2 separate regions of the Homo sapiens genome follow, and region 1 is linked to region 2. A link is a contact called in ENCODE Hi-C data. All regions are on one chromosome and are shown on one strand. The core of a region is the stretch at or near the end of the contact, and the rest is flanking DNA. Distances in the headings are between cores, read along the strand shown. Region 1 overlaps JAKMIP1 (janus kinase and microtubule interacting protein 1). Region 2 has its middle 37 kb from the start of NSG1.

Region 1 (6,264 bases), core at 1-2,500, 1.8 Mb after region 2:
ACGATATGGTTTGGCTGTGTCCCCACCCAAATCTCCTCTTGAATTGTAGTTCCCATAATCCCCATGTGTGGTGGGAGGGACCTCTCGGGAGGTAATTGAATCATGGGGGCAGTTTACCCCATACTATTCTCATGATAGTGAGTAAGCTCTATTTGATCAGAACTTTAAGTGGGTTCTGAATATGTTACGAGTAGCAATTTTATCAGAAATTATTTGTGTCTGTGGGTGTGTTTGGTGGGGAATTGAAGTAGGTGGTTTTCTGATGATATTGGAAGCATTTCATGAACCGGGATATTTCGAAACTGCATCTCCTTGATACCGCCAGGTGAAGAAGGACGTGTTTGCTTCCCCTAATGCCATGATTGTAAGTTTTTTAAGGCTTCCCCAGCCATGCAAAACTGTGAGTCAATTAAACCTCTTTTCTTTATAAATTCCCGTCACAGGTATGTCTTTATTAGCAATGTGAGGACAGACTAATATACCCTACCAAATTCTCTAGGTCATGTCTCCAGAGAGGCTTCCACTGACCTCATCCCCACACAAACCTCCCCCATCTCCCAACCTCAGAGCACCTCGTACTTGATTAAGGTCCCTCCCTCTTCACATGGGATTGTTCACCAGCTGTCTCCCTGCCCCGGCACAGTGCCTGGCTCGGAGAGCACACTCGGTCATTCATTTATGAATTGTTTCTCTGGAATGTCTTCAGAATGGATTGCCACATCCAAAAAGATCAGGTTACAAAGCTGGTATAGCATATTCCCAGGAAAAAATAAAACTGGGCTATATGTCCAGAGAGTGGTTGGGGAAAGACTAGAATGTGCTTTTCAAACCTTTGTTGCTCTTTTTCATGAAATGGTCTTAGAAGGACCCACAGGCACACCTAGGTCTCCCATGCCACCTTTGCTGAAACCACCTGGGCAGCCCTATGTGGCTGGAGAGAGGGTGAGATTCTCATCTCAAAGCCCCAGATTCACTAACTCTAACCCCTAAATGACTGCTTAACCTCGTGGGGTCTTGGTTTCCTCCTACCATCTTGCATGGTGGTTGAGAGGCTTAAAGAGGAACCTAAAGCACCTGCTCAGGTGAGTACTCAGTAAATGCAACAGCCAAGAGGCAGACTGGATGGAACAGGACAGGAAGGCTGAGCCCCACACAGGGAGACCCTGCCCCATCCACCACCACCTCCTTCCTCTACCTTCCTGACACCCCCTACAGGCACCGTCAAGGGACAACCCTACAAAGCCACAAACCCACAGGAAACCAAGCCCATTGCCCTGACACAAACCTACCTCCTCTGCAAAAGGTGACCCTGCTCATTGCACCAGGCAGAGAACAAGGGAAGGGAAGTGGCCCAGCAGTGGCCCTGAGTCAGGCTGCATGGGTCTCTTGGGGTATCACTCCTGCCCCCAGACCAAAAGCAACAGCTAAACCAAGAGCTGCCACTCAAAAGAAGAGACTATTCTATGCCAGGTAGTATGCTGGGTACACCTCATCTCAATCCATCCTCAAAGCCTCCTTGTAAAACAGGTAGCAATATTATCCCCATATGACAGATAAGGAAACTGAGGCTCAAAGAGGTGAAGTCACTTTCTTAAAATCCATAGCTTGTAAATGACAGAGTCAGGACTTGAACCCAGGTCTCTCTGAATCTAAGACCAGTTCCCAGCTGCCCAAAGAACTGTGTCTGTTTTGTTTTCTATCCCTAGGACCAGCAGCATGCCTGACATCCTCTTAGAAGCCATGCAAGAACATTTGCAGGGATAAACAGCAGGCTCCTTCCTGCACAACAAGCCATGACCCTCTTAGAACAAAGCATATTGACAGAAAATTAAGTGCCACTGAATTAGCCCCAACACTTTCATAAACAGCAGTTTTGAAATACCCCAGTTCATGAAATGCTTCCAATATCAGAAAACCACCAACTTCAATTCCCCACCAAACATACCCACAAACAGAAATAATTTCTGATAAAATTGCTACTCGTAACATTCAGAACCCACAAAAAATTCTCATCAAATAGAAATGAGAGTTGTTTATCAACATTCAAGAGAACATAATGAAGCTTCCTTTAGAACATTCTGTGCACGTGAAGTCTTCTTTCTTATTGAGATTTTCACTATAAAATCTTATCAGCTGCTGAACAGGAGAGAAACTTGGAGGTGAGGATAGGCAATGGGGACCGATACCTGTGCTACAAGAAGAATTAAGCACCATAACAACACAGACACCCCTCTCCCATCAGATAATTTACTACAATTCAACAAACATGCACCAAGTAATAAGTCACCATTTATATAGCTCTCACTGTGTAGCAGGAACTGTTTCAAACTGTCCAAATTACCTAGTATTCTGCAGCCCTGTGACAAGGGTATTCTTAGTACCCCCATTTTAATGGACCAGCAGGAAGGGGTGAAGTACTTTGACCAACATGACCCAATTAGCAAGTGGGGGTGGAGGTTGTAGCAAGTGGATGTTGCAGCTAATTCAGTGACATTTAATTTTCTGTCAACGTGCTTTGTTCTCAGAGGGCCATGGCACATTGAGCAGGGAGGAGTCTAGCTGCTCAAGTCCCAAGCTTAGTATAAAAACTTTTTCTTTTTCAACTGCTACTTGCTGGCTCTTGGCCAACTCATTGCATCATTTTGGAATCTCCCCTTTATTAACGTGCAAAGACCCCTTAAGAAGTCCCAGAAAAGGCCCCAGCCATCAGGTCGTTTCTGTCTCACCTCTGCTGAAATGAGTCAAGAGACTAGCAAGTAACCACACCACCAAGAACAAGAAGGGGTAGTCAGTGACTTCCAAGCAAAGGGCAACTTCTTTTTGTGGTTTCTACATCCTTTCTATACTCACCACCCCGTGTGGGCTTGATATGACTAGATGCTGAACAGGGCGCTCCTTGACAGACACCTACCAAACACCTCCTGTGTGCACAAGGCTTTGTGAGATGTGCTGGTGGACGCAGTTCACATTTCTTAGGCTTCCTCTCAAGAAAGCAGTTCCAGAAAGGGTGGAGGGGAGGGTCATGCTGAGAGAGGAAGAGACCAGGGGCTCGAAGAGTAACACTAATTACAGGCCTGGAGTACATAAACCAAGATGAGCTTACTGCCAGGTTACTACCAGGTCACTATCAGGTTACCACCAGCTCAGTACAGAAGGAAGTCCTTCTCAGGTGCAGACATTTGCAGAGTCCCTCAATGTCTCAGTGGCTCCCCCATCCCTTGAGGAGCTCCTAGCCAAGCAAAGGAGACACTGTAACAAGCCCAGGTGATAACTGGGAGACCAGGGCCTATGGGTGCCAGCGTGGTGAGGGAAGGGACATCCAAAGTGGGCTGTGGAAGGGGTGAAATCAGGATATGCAGATGGAGGAGCAGGGGTCAAAGAAAAGTCAATTGGCATCAGAGAGGGAGAGCAGCAGCAACGCAAGCTCCATTCATTCATTCATTCATTCAACAGCATCCTAGTGCCTGTTCCATGCCAGACCCTGTGCTGAGCCTCAAACATGAATCTCACACAGCCCCTTCCCTCACAGAGCTCTAGCCAGCGGGGAAGAAGACTGTGAATGGCATCAGTCACACACTGTGACCATGGCTGTGACAGACAGATGTACAGGGAGGGACCCGCCCTGGCCTTGGGAGGATGGGTGATGCCCAAGGAGATGAGCCTGTGCAGACAGGAGGAGGAGGGGTCTGGGCAAGTTCAGGGAAAGCAGACGATTCAATAAGGTAAGGGACAGTGTTATGGAGTGAATGTTTATGTCCCCCCAAATTGATACATTGAAACCCTATGGTGGGTAATTAGGTCATCAGGGTGAAGCCCTCATGATGAGATTAGTGACCTTATAAGAAGGGACAGGAAACCAGGCTCGGTGGCTCACACCTGTAATCCCAGCTCTTTGGGAGGCCGGGGAAGGTGGATTGCTTGAGCTCAGTTCAAGACCAGCTTGGGCAACATAATGAGACCTCATCTCTACAAAATTAAAAAAATTAGTCAGGTGTGGTGGTGCATATTTGTAGTCCCAGCTACTTGGGAGGCTGAGGTGGGAGGATCACTTGAGCCCGGGAGCTCAAAGCTGCAATGAACAGTGATTACACCACTGCACTCCAGCCTGGGTAACAGAGCGAGACCCTGTCTCAGAAAAAAAAAAAAAAAAGAAAGAAAGAAAGAAAGAAAAGAAAAGAAAAAAAGGAGGGGGACACAAGAGAGCTTATTTCCTTTCTCTCTCCACCATGCGAGGGCACAGTAAGAAGGCAGCCTCCTGCGAACCAGGAAGAGGGGCCTCACCATGAACCAAGTTGTCTGGCACCATGATCTCAGACTTCCAGCCTCCAGAACGGTGAGAAATAAGCTTCTGTTGTTTCAGCCCCTCTGTCTATGGTATTTCTGCTATGGCAGCCAAATGGTCTGAGACAGTAGGTAACAGCAGGAGCATCAGGAGATAAGGCCACATGTGTGATGACAAGGAGTCTGTGCTTTATCCTGGGCCAGCGGGGAGCCCCTGGAGCAGTGGAGTGACAGTGTGAGTTTCGGAAACATATCACCGTTTCTAGATACAACTGCTCCTTTCCCCAAACACTTCCTATAACTCCACAGCCATCCCGAGGAAGAAGGGAGCAGATATGACCTGGAGATGCCTAGGAAGGCACAGGTCCCTCAAGGTCTGCTCACAGAGACTTGGAGGTCAGGCCAGTGCCAGCTCCCAAGGCAGCCCTTCCTCCCGCTCAGCTCAGCTCAGCTCAGCCAGTGATGGTCCTGGAGGCTCCAGGTTCCCAGGTCCCATCTTAGTAATACAAGGACTCTTGAAGGTTGAGACAGAACAAAGAGCTAAACATGATACAGGCAGATAACAATACCACAGATATCTAGACACACAGATACAGGTGCCCTGCGAAGGGGTGCTGGCTGATGTCTAAAATGGAACAGGGCCAGGTGCAGTGGCTCACGCCTGTAATTCCAGCACTTTGGGAGGCTGAGGCAGGCGCATCACCTGAGGTCAGGAGTTTGAGACCAGTCTGGCCAACATGGTGAAACTCCGTCTGTACTAAAAATACAAAAATTAGCCGGGCTTGGTGGCGGGTGCCTGTAATACCAACTACTTGGGAGGCCGAGGCAGGAGAGTCGCTTGAACCTGGGAGGCAGAGGTTACAGTGAGCCAAGATCATGCCATTGCACTCCAGCCTGGGTGACAGAGCAAGACTCTGTCTCAATAAATAAATAAATAAATAAATAAATAAATTTAAAAAAGAAAGTAAAATGGAACAGAAACTTCAGTACTCAGGGTGCTGGGACTTGGTTTTCAAACCACCTTCCATGGAGTCCTGGTGCTCCTTGAAGATGTTTGGGAGGGCCAGGAGTCAAAGGTCTGGAGCAACAGATGCTTGACTTCTTTTTTCTAGGTGTAATAATTTTAAACTGTGAAAACATCACACCAACTCAAATGGGCTGCAAACCCAATATTAACCCTGGTAGACCCCACTGCAGGGACCTGGGCTGCCAGGTGAACACTCAGCTTTGTGCAGGGCTTGGGGGACAGCCTCTCCTGTCATCTCCAGTGAAATGCACTCTGAGAATGCAAGACAAGTCACTCCCAAAAACGGAATCACAAATGCGGTATGCAAATCGTCACAACAGAATATTTTCACAACCACAACAAAGTCCATTAATACTCAAGATGCCACAGCTGTTCAGATTGCAACTGTCACCCTATACTTTTCGTTTTGAAAGTTGAATTCATCAGAGCAACCTCACTGTCCTCACTGACTGACCTTATAACTGGTAAATGTTGTCAGTTTAAAGTCATAAGATAAATGTGAGAATAAACCATCACTTCTCTGTTTTGTATATTGGAGCAGGGTGGTTTAGCTATGTAAAAATTTTATTTTTGAAAAGACTTCATTTTGCAGATGGGAAAACAAACCCAAAGAGAGGTGAGTGTATCACACTGTCCTGTGAGTATCATCCCTTCTCAATAGGCAGAAACCAGGTGCCCAGCACATAGCAGACACTCCACAAATGCCCTAGGGAAGGAAGAACCGCTCCCAGGCACCACAGCCAGGAAGGGGGCATGCCTCGAACACACGCCTCCCTACTCCCAGCCCACTGCTGGTTTTCAGACTCTGCCGCCTTCCCTCCTTTCCTAGAAATGACAATACAGCCCACACTCAGCATCACAAGGAGGGAGAGAGGGCAAGGCAAGTGCAGTATAAGAGCCAGGGTGCCTTCCCTCTTCCTCAAGAAAATACTAGAAGCCAAGCACACCCTCCACCC
Region 2 (6,489 bases), core at 832-3,331:
ATGCACTACCATGCCCGGCTATTTTTGTATTTTTAGTAGAGATGGGGTTTCACCATGTTGGCCAGGTTGGTCTCGAACTCCCGACCTCAGGTGATCCGCCTGCCTCAGCCTCCCGAAGTGCTGGGATTACAGGCGTGAGTCATCACGCCAGGCCTTTTGTTGTACTTTTAAGAAGTCAAAAGCTGGGGCAGGGATCGGGGGAGGTTGGGAGGTGGATGAGGGATAAAAGACAACATATTGGGTACAGTGTACACTGCTGGGGTGATGGGTGCACTAAAATCTCAGAATTCGCCACTAAAGAACTCAGTGATGTAACCAAAATCCACCTGTACTCCCAAAAACTATTGAAATAATAAAATAAATAAAAGGTCAGAAGCAAAGAGAATTAACAGGCAACCCACAGAAGAAAATATTACTAGTTAACATGCCTGCAAATGTTTTCACCCCCTGGTGATCAAATAAATACTAACTGATGTAAGATGCCATTTCTTGGCCTTCATTAGTGAAAGTTTTTGTAAATGGTAATTGTGAATGCTGGAAACTGTTTCTTGAACAGTCACTTTCCTACATTGCTGTGGCCTCTTTTCGGGAAGCAATTGGACAGTGTTTCCCAGGGGCGGCCAAAAGATCCATTCCATTTGATTCCATGATTCCACTTCTAAAACTCTCTCCCAAGGAAATAATCAGAGATGTGGTCACAATTTCTATACAAAGATGCTGTTACAACATCTGAAAAAAAAAAAAAAAAACAGTGGCAGAAACAAATTAAAACTAGCTTAAATGTCTAACCATAGGCATTGATAAAATAAAAGGGTTTTTGCTAACTTAGAAGAATGCTTATGCTAAGTGAGAAGGGATGCAAAATTGTATATCCAGTGGGACCACAAATGTGTACAAAATTGTGCAGAATAAAAGGACTTGAGATACTCATGACAAGAGTCATAAAGAGAAAAATTTCCAAGTATGACAAGGGCCTCTCTCTGGGACAGATATGGGGCCATGTCATATACTATTGTTGGAGCACAGAAAACAATTCCCCACAATATGACACTTCCCATGCAGACCTGAAGAAGCAGCCTCAAGGTCTCTCTGATCCCTCTCCTCCTGCCTGTCAACCTTCTGTCTCTCTCAAAGCACTGGAGGAGGCTATTCTCTGACGCTCCCCTATCTACCTAGAAAACAGACCCCTAGTGAGGAACACAGCTGCCTCTGTTGACTTAAAAGGAAGAAGCTGAGGCAACATTCATTTAAGTACAAAGTTTATTTGGGCCAAGCTTGAGGATTGCATCCCAGGAGCATAGATTCAAATTGCTCTGAATATACACTCCAATTAGCAGCAGTTAAAAGTAAATTTTTAAAGGAAAAGAAGAGGCAGTTCCTGAGTTGTTTATCAAGAACGTGTAGTAAAATAACAAGTTTTGATTGGGTATAGGTTGTTCTTTTTATCACACATTTCAGGAACATGAAGATAATGAGTGAGGCAGCTAGGCAGGAACAAAATAACTTTTTTTTTCTTTTCTTTTTTTGTTTTTTGAGACAGAGTCTTGTTCTGTGGCCCAGGCTGGAGTGCAATGGTGTAATCTCAGCTCGCCACAACCTCCACCTCCTGAGTTCAAGCGATTCTCCTGCCTCAGCCTCCTAAGTAGCTGGGATTACAGGCATGCGCCACCACGCCCGGCTAATTTTTGTATTTTTAGTAGAGATGGGGTTTCACCATGTTGGTCAGGCTGGTTTTGAACTCCTGACCTTGTGATCTGCTGGTCTTGGCCTCCCAAAGTGCTGGTGTGTCTGGAATTGGTTACTTCTGGTGCGTTCTTCGTCTCGCTGACTTCAAGAATGAAGCCACGGACCCTCGCGGTGAGTGTTACAGTTCTTAAAGATGGTGTGTCCAGAGTTTGCTCCTTCAGATGTTCAGATGTGTCCCGAGTTTCTTCTTCCAGTGGGTTCGTGGTCTCGCTAACTTCAGGAGTGAAGCTGCAGACCTTAGCAGTGAGTGTTACAACTCTTAAAGGTGGCGCGTCCAGAGTTGTTTGTTCCTCCCGATGGGTTTGTGGTCTCGCTGACTTCAGGAGTGAAGCCACAGACCTTCACAGTGAGTGTTACAATAAAGCTAGTGGGGACCCAAAGAGTGAGCAGCAGCAAGATTTATTGTGAAGAGCCAAAGATCAAAGCTTCCACATCCTGCAAGGGGACCCCAACGGTTTGCAGCTGCTGGCTCAGGTGGCCAGCGTTTATTCCCTTATTTGGCCCTGACCACATCCTGCTGATTAGTCCATTTTACAGAGTGCTGATTGGTCGTTTTTACAGAGTGCTGATTGGTGCGTTTACAAACCTTTAGCTAGACACAGAGTGCTGATTGGTGCGTTTTTACAGAGTGCTGATTGGTGCGTTTTTACTGAGCGCTGATTGGTGCGTTTACAAACCTTTAGCTAGACACAGAGCGCTGATTGGTGTGTTTACAATCCTTTAGTTAGACAGAAAAGTTCTCCAAGTCCCCACCCAACCCAGAAGCCCAGCTGGCTTCACCTCTCACTGGGATTACAGGCGTGAGCCACCACGCCCAACCGGTAGGAACAAAATAACTTTAAACAATTGTCCCCAGGTGTAGGCACCGGCTACAGGGGGCCAGGGAATGACTGGAATTCCATACCCATGTCTCTGTGGGTCTGCAGATCTCTCAGTTCTCAGCCTGCTCTGAGCTATTTTTCTTTTCTCATATCCCCCCTGTTGATCAAAATTATTCCCATGGCAGCATTGATGATCAGTCTCTGTGCAGGTGGCAGTGATAGATGTCCTTCATCCCTCAGTGCTGGGAAGTCTCATTCCTGGGTAGTCCTCATTCAAGCCACTGATTTATATAAATGCTGTTGTTGCTTGTTGAATCATCTCCACTCTTCAGAATATCATTTTCTGGTTTTCTTGGAAGAAGCAAAACCCTGAGAGATACATAGTAACAAAGCCTATTCCATTGGGGATTCAGTTCAAATTGTAGGAAAATAATAAAAGAACTCAAAAACAATGGTCGGGGGCTGGAATCTAATAACAGGTGTTCTATAGCTTTCTTCAGGAGCCTAACTTTTTTCTCCAGTCCCTATTTTTACCAAAGTTTAGTATTATACTTGGCCTGATTATTTGCATAAAGTGCAGCAAGAATAGTGATTGGCCATATAGACCCTTTTAAGTTGACTTTGCTGGAACGTTCAGAAGGAATTTCAGATTAGACTTTTAAAAGTCTCAAGGCTAGGACATCAAACCAAGGATTCACCGCTAGACTGCACCTGTAATACTTGTACAAATTGGGTGAATTTCTCTCTTCCCAAGGTCCCCAAAATATCTTTTGGTTCCTGGGCATATCAGAAAGACACATTCTTTATTTACTGCAAGATTAGAAACCTTGAAAGGGAACTATGTAGACAAGATAGCAGGCCAGTTTTGCCAAGAGGCTTTTTATCAGCTCTATAAAGTCCATTTCAATTCCTCAAAGCAGTGTTATCATATCTGAAAATACGTCATTCCAGTCAGAATCTTGATTTGAAAAAAAAATTGTCTTAAATTGTATCCTGTGACAGAAAACAGATTCTTACTGAACTAATGCAAATAACTTGATTGCCATAAAATACGAATACTCATGAAGATTTTCCAAGTTTTGGGGAAATCAGGTAGAGATAAAGGCAAATGTTTCCATTTTGTTTACAAAGGTATATTTTATCCAGTTTCTATAAGCTACAAATAGTTCAAAAGAGAAAAGTTTTCTTGACTGTGGAAATCAAAATATAAAAAGAATCAGCAATGTTTTGGGCAAAAAATCATAAAAGTCATTTCAGTCCTCTATCAGTTCAGTCCCATGTAATTAATTCTTGTCTTGCTTGATGTTGGGTTAGCAATCTTCATGAATGCATTAGTTTATTAGAGTTCTGAATGTTTTTACTTGGTCCAATGATACGATCTTTGAAGTTATCAAAAACCTGTATTCAAGAGTACAGGGCCGGCCGGGCGCGGTGGCTCACACTTGTAATCCCAGCACTTTGGGAGGCCGAGGCGGGCGGATCACGAGGTCAGGAGATCGAGACCATCCTAGCTAACACGGTGAAACCCCGTCTCTACTAAAAATAGAAAAAATTAGCCGGGCGTGGTGGCGGGCGCCTGTAGTTCCAGCTACTCGGGAGGCTGTGGCAGGAGAATGGCGTGAACCCAGGAGGCGGAGCTTGCAGTGAGCTGAGATCAGGCCACTGCACTCCAGCCTGGGCGAAAGAGCAAGACTCCGTCTCAAAAAAAAAAAAGAGTACAGGGCCAGGGTCCTTTTCCATGAATCTCTTTGAAGAAAAAGCAAATTTGAACTGCAGCCAGTTGTAAATCACTTTTTGAGAAGAATCAAAATAGAGCAATAATTGTCTATGAATGGCAAAAGACTTCGGGTAGCTATAGTTAAAGATGTAATTAACAAGGAAATTTGATTATTTCTGTGGCATACAATAATTTAACATAATAACTATAATTATGTGTGACAACATAGACGTATCAGAATGTTAGGAATCTCATAACTTGAGAACACACATTCATAACGTATCTATACAAATATAACTCAAACAAATTTAAACACCATTTCTTATTTGACAAAGCTTCCTGTATGACTTTAACATACCACGGTGGCTTAATATGTTTCTCTTGGGCCACAGGAGTTCCTTCTTAAAAAGGAAGATTTAGCACACTTAATTAAAATAGGATCACAGGTCAGTGTAAAACAATAGTCATTTATTTTGCCAAAGTGATAATTTAAAGATTTCAAAAAGCACCCTCTTTACTCTTTGATAGAGAAGAGACCCGGTTTTCCAATCAAAAGGCCTAATAAAGACAGCATGAAGAATGAGATGAACGGAGTCTTTTTTTCTCTTTTTTTTTTTTGCAGTTTACTCAAAAGGTAAACATGAGTCTTTTATTATCTTATTAATATTATATGAAACTCATGTTCAAAAGATAAAACCAAATTCTACCTTTGTATCAGCATATTATTAATGCTAAAGGTAATTTAATAAAACCTAATTATCAACAAATCCATCCAATCTCAATCATCTTTGGCCACATAAGATTTCCATAAACCTTTTATAAACTCATATAATTTTATATTAAAGAATAGATGGATGCTTCAAGAAAACCCTGTCATTCCAACATTAAGGCCCATACTCTGACCCTGCATCAATGTGCTTTTCATATTAATGCACAGTTTCCTCAGTTTTTGGAAAAACTAAATAATTCCCTTCTAATTTTAGCCAACTTGATCACACACAAAATTCCTTTCATGAGATTAATCTTCCACAAATCTTTGTTTTTTTTTTTGAAACAGAGTCTTGCTTTGTCGCCTAGGCTGGAGTGCAGTGGCACGATCTCAGCTCACTGCAACCTCTGCCTCCCAGGTTCAAGGGATTCTCCTGCCTCAGCCTCCCCCAGTAGCTGGGATTACAGGTGCGCACCACCACACCCAGCTAATTTTTTGTATGTTTACTAGAGAGGGGGTTTCACCATACTGGTCAGGCTGGTCTCAAACTCCTGACCGCAAGTGATCCACCTGCCTTGGCCTCCCAAAGTGCTGGGATTACGAGCATAAGCCACCGCGCCCGGCCTCCTCATTTATTTCTACCTTTTTGTGCTTCTATCTTGGGTCACCATGCCCGGCCGTATCTCCCACAAACCTTCTACAGTTCATGTAACCTTCAATTTTGGCCTATACTTCCTTTTTCCTATTGGCATTCCACCTTAGGAAAAAAGTTTATTTTCTCCCTTATCATTTTGACCACACAAAATTCTTTCTCATGTAAAAGAAAACAAATTACTCTGTCTTTTCAATTTTCTTTTATTTTCTGTATATAAAATTGTTTATTTTGTAACTAGTAGTTTTAATTACATATATTAACTCCCATTTTAACTTTTCTTTTTTCTTTTTTTTTTTTTTTTGAGACAGAGTCTCCCACTGTCGCCCAGGCTGGAGTGCAGTGGCACGATCTTGGCTCACTGCAACCTCCACCTCCCAGGTTCAAGTGATTCTCCTGCCTCAGCCTCCCAAGTAGCTGGGATTACAGGTGCCCGCCACCACACCCAGCTAATTTTTGTATTTTTAGTAGACAGGGGGTTTCACTGTGTTGGCCAGGCTGGTCTTGAACTTCTGACCTTGTGATCTGCCCACTTTGGCCTCCCAAAGTTCTGGGATTGCAAGCGTGAGCCACCGGGCTCGGCCCATTTGTTAGTTTTAACACTGGTGCTGCCCCCAACCGAGAAATGAGACAACTCAATTTTGAGATAGTATAACACAAATTTGAGTTTGTTTTGTCTGGTGTACTCCCTCTTTTGGTCAGCTTAGCTTGCCCATTTATGTTGGGATCAAAAGAATCACACCAAAGATTCCTGCCCCAGTAGCACTAGAGATATGGGATGGATATCCAGACAAGAGTGTATCCACACCATTATATTACAAGGCACTGACTGGCATCCCACTGA

The links. A loop is a pair of places that touch in the nucleus more often than their neighbours do. Pooled maps may share reads with other maps.
Region 1: a map with no recorded cell type shows a loop between it and region 2 (8-fold over the local background). The contact joins two enhancer-like sites. A Hi-C loop is called at or near these places in 5 of 37 single-sample maps with no recorded cell type and 3 of 50 pooled maps.

What each region holds. Positions count from the first base shown.
Region 1 is chr4:6,178,277-6,184,540 of GRCh38, forward strand. The region is part of intron 1 of JAKMIP1 (janus kinase and microtubule interacting protein 1); the gene reads right to left. Among named protein-coding and RNA genes, the nearest start is that of JAKMIP1, 19 kb to the right of the region's middle. RefSeq lists an enhancer at 2,503-2,792. Within about 2 kb of position 1,251, at least 5 of the 41 ENCODE cell types and tissues checked have a DNase peak (open chromatin) inside an H3K27ac peak, as active enhancers do.
Region 2 is chr4:4,346,615-4,353,103 of GRCh38, forward strand. No RefSeq gene overlaps it. Among named protein-coding and RNA genes, the nearest start is that of NSG1, 37 kb to the right of the region's middle. Within about 2 kb of position 2,082, at least 3 of the 41 ENCODE cell types and tissues checked have a DNase peak (open chromatin) inside an H3K27ac peak, as active enhancers do.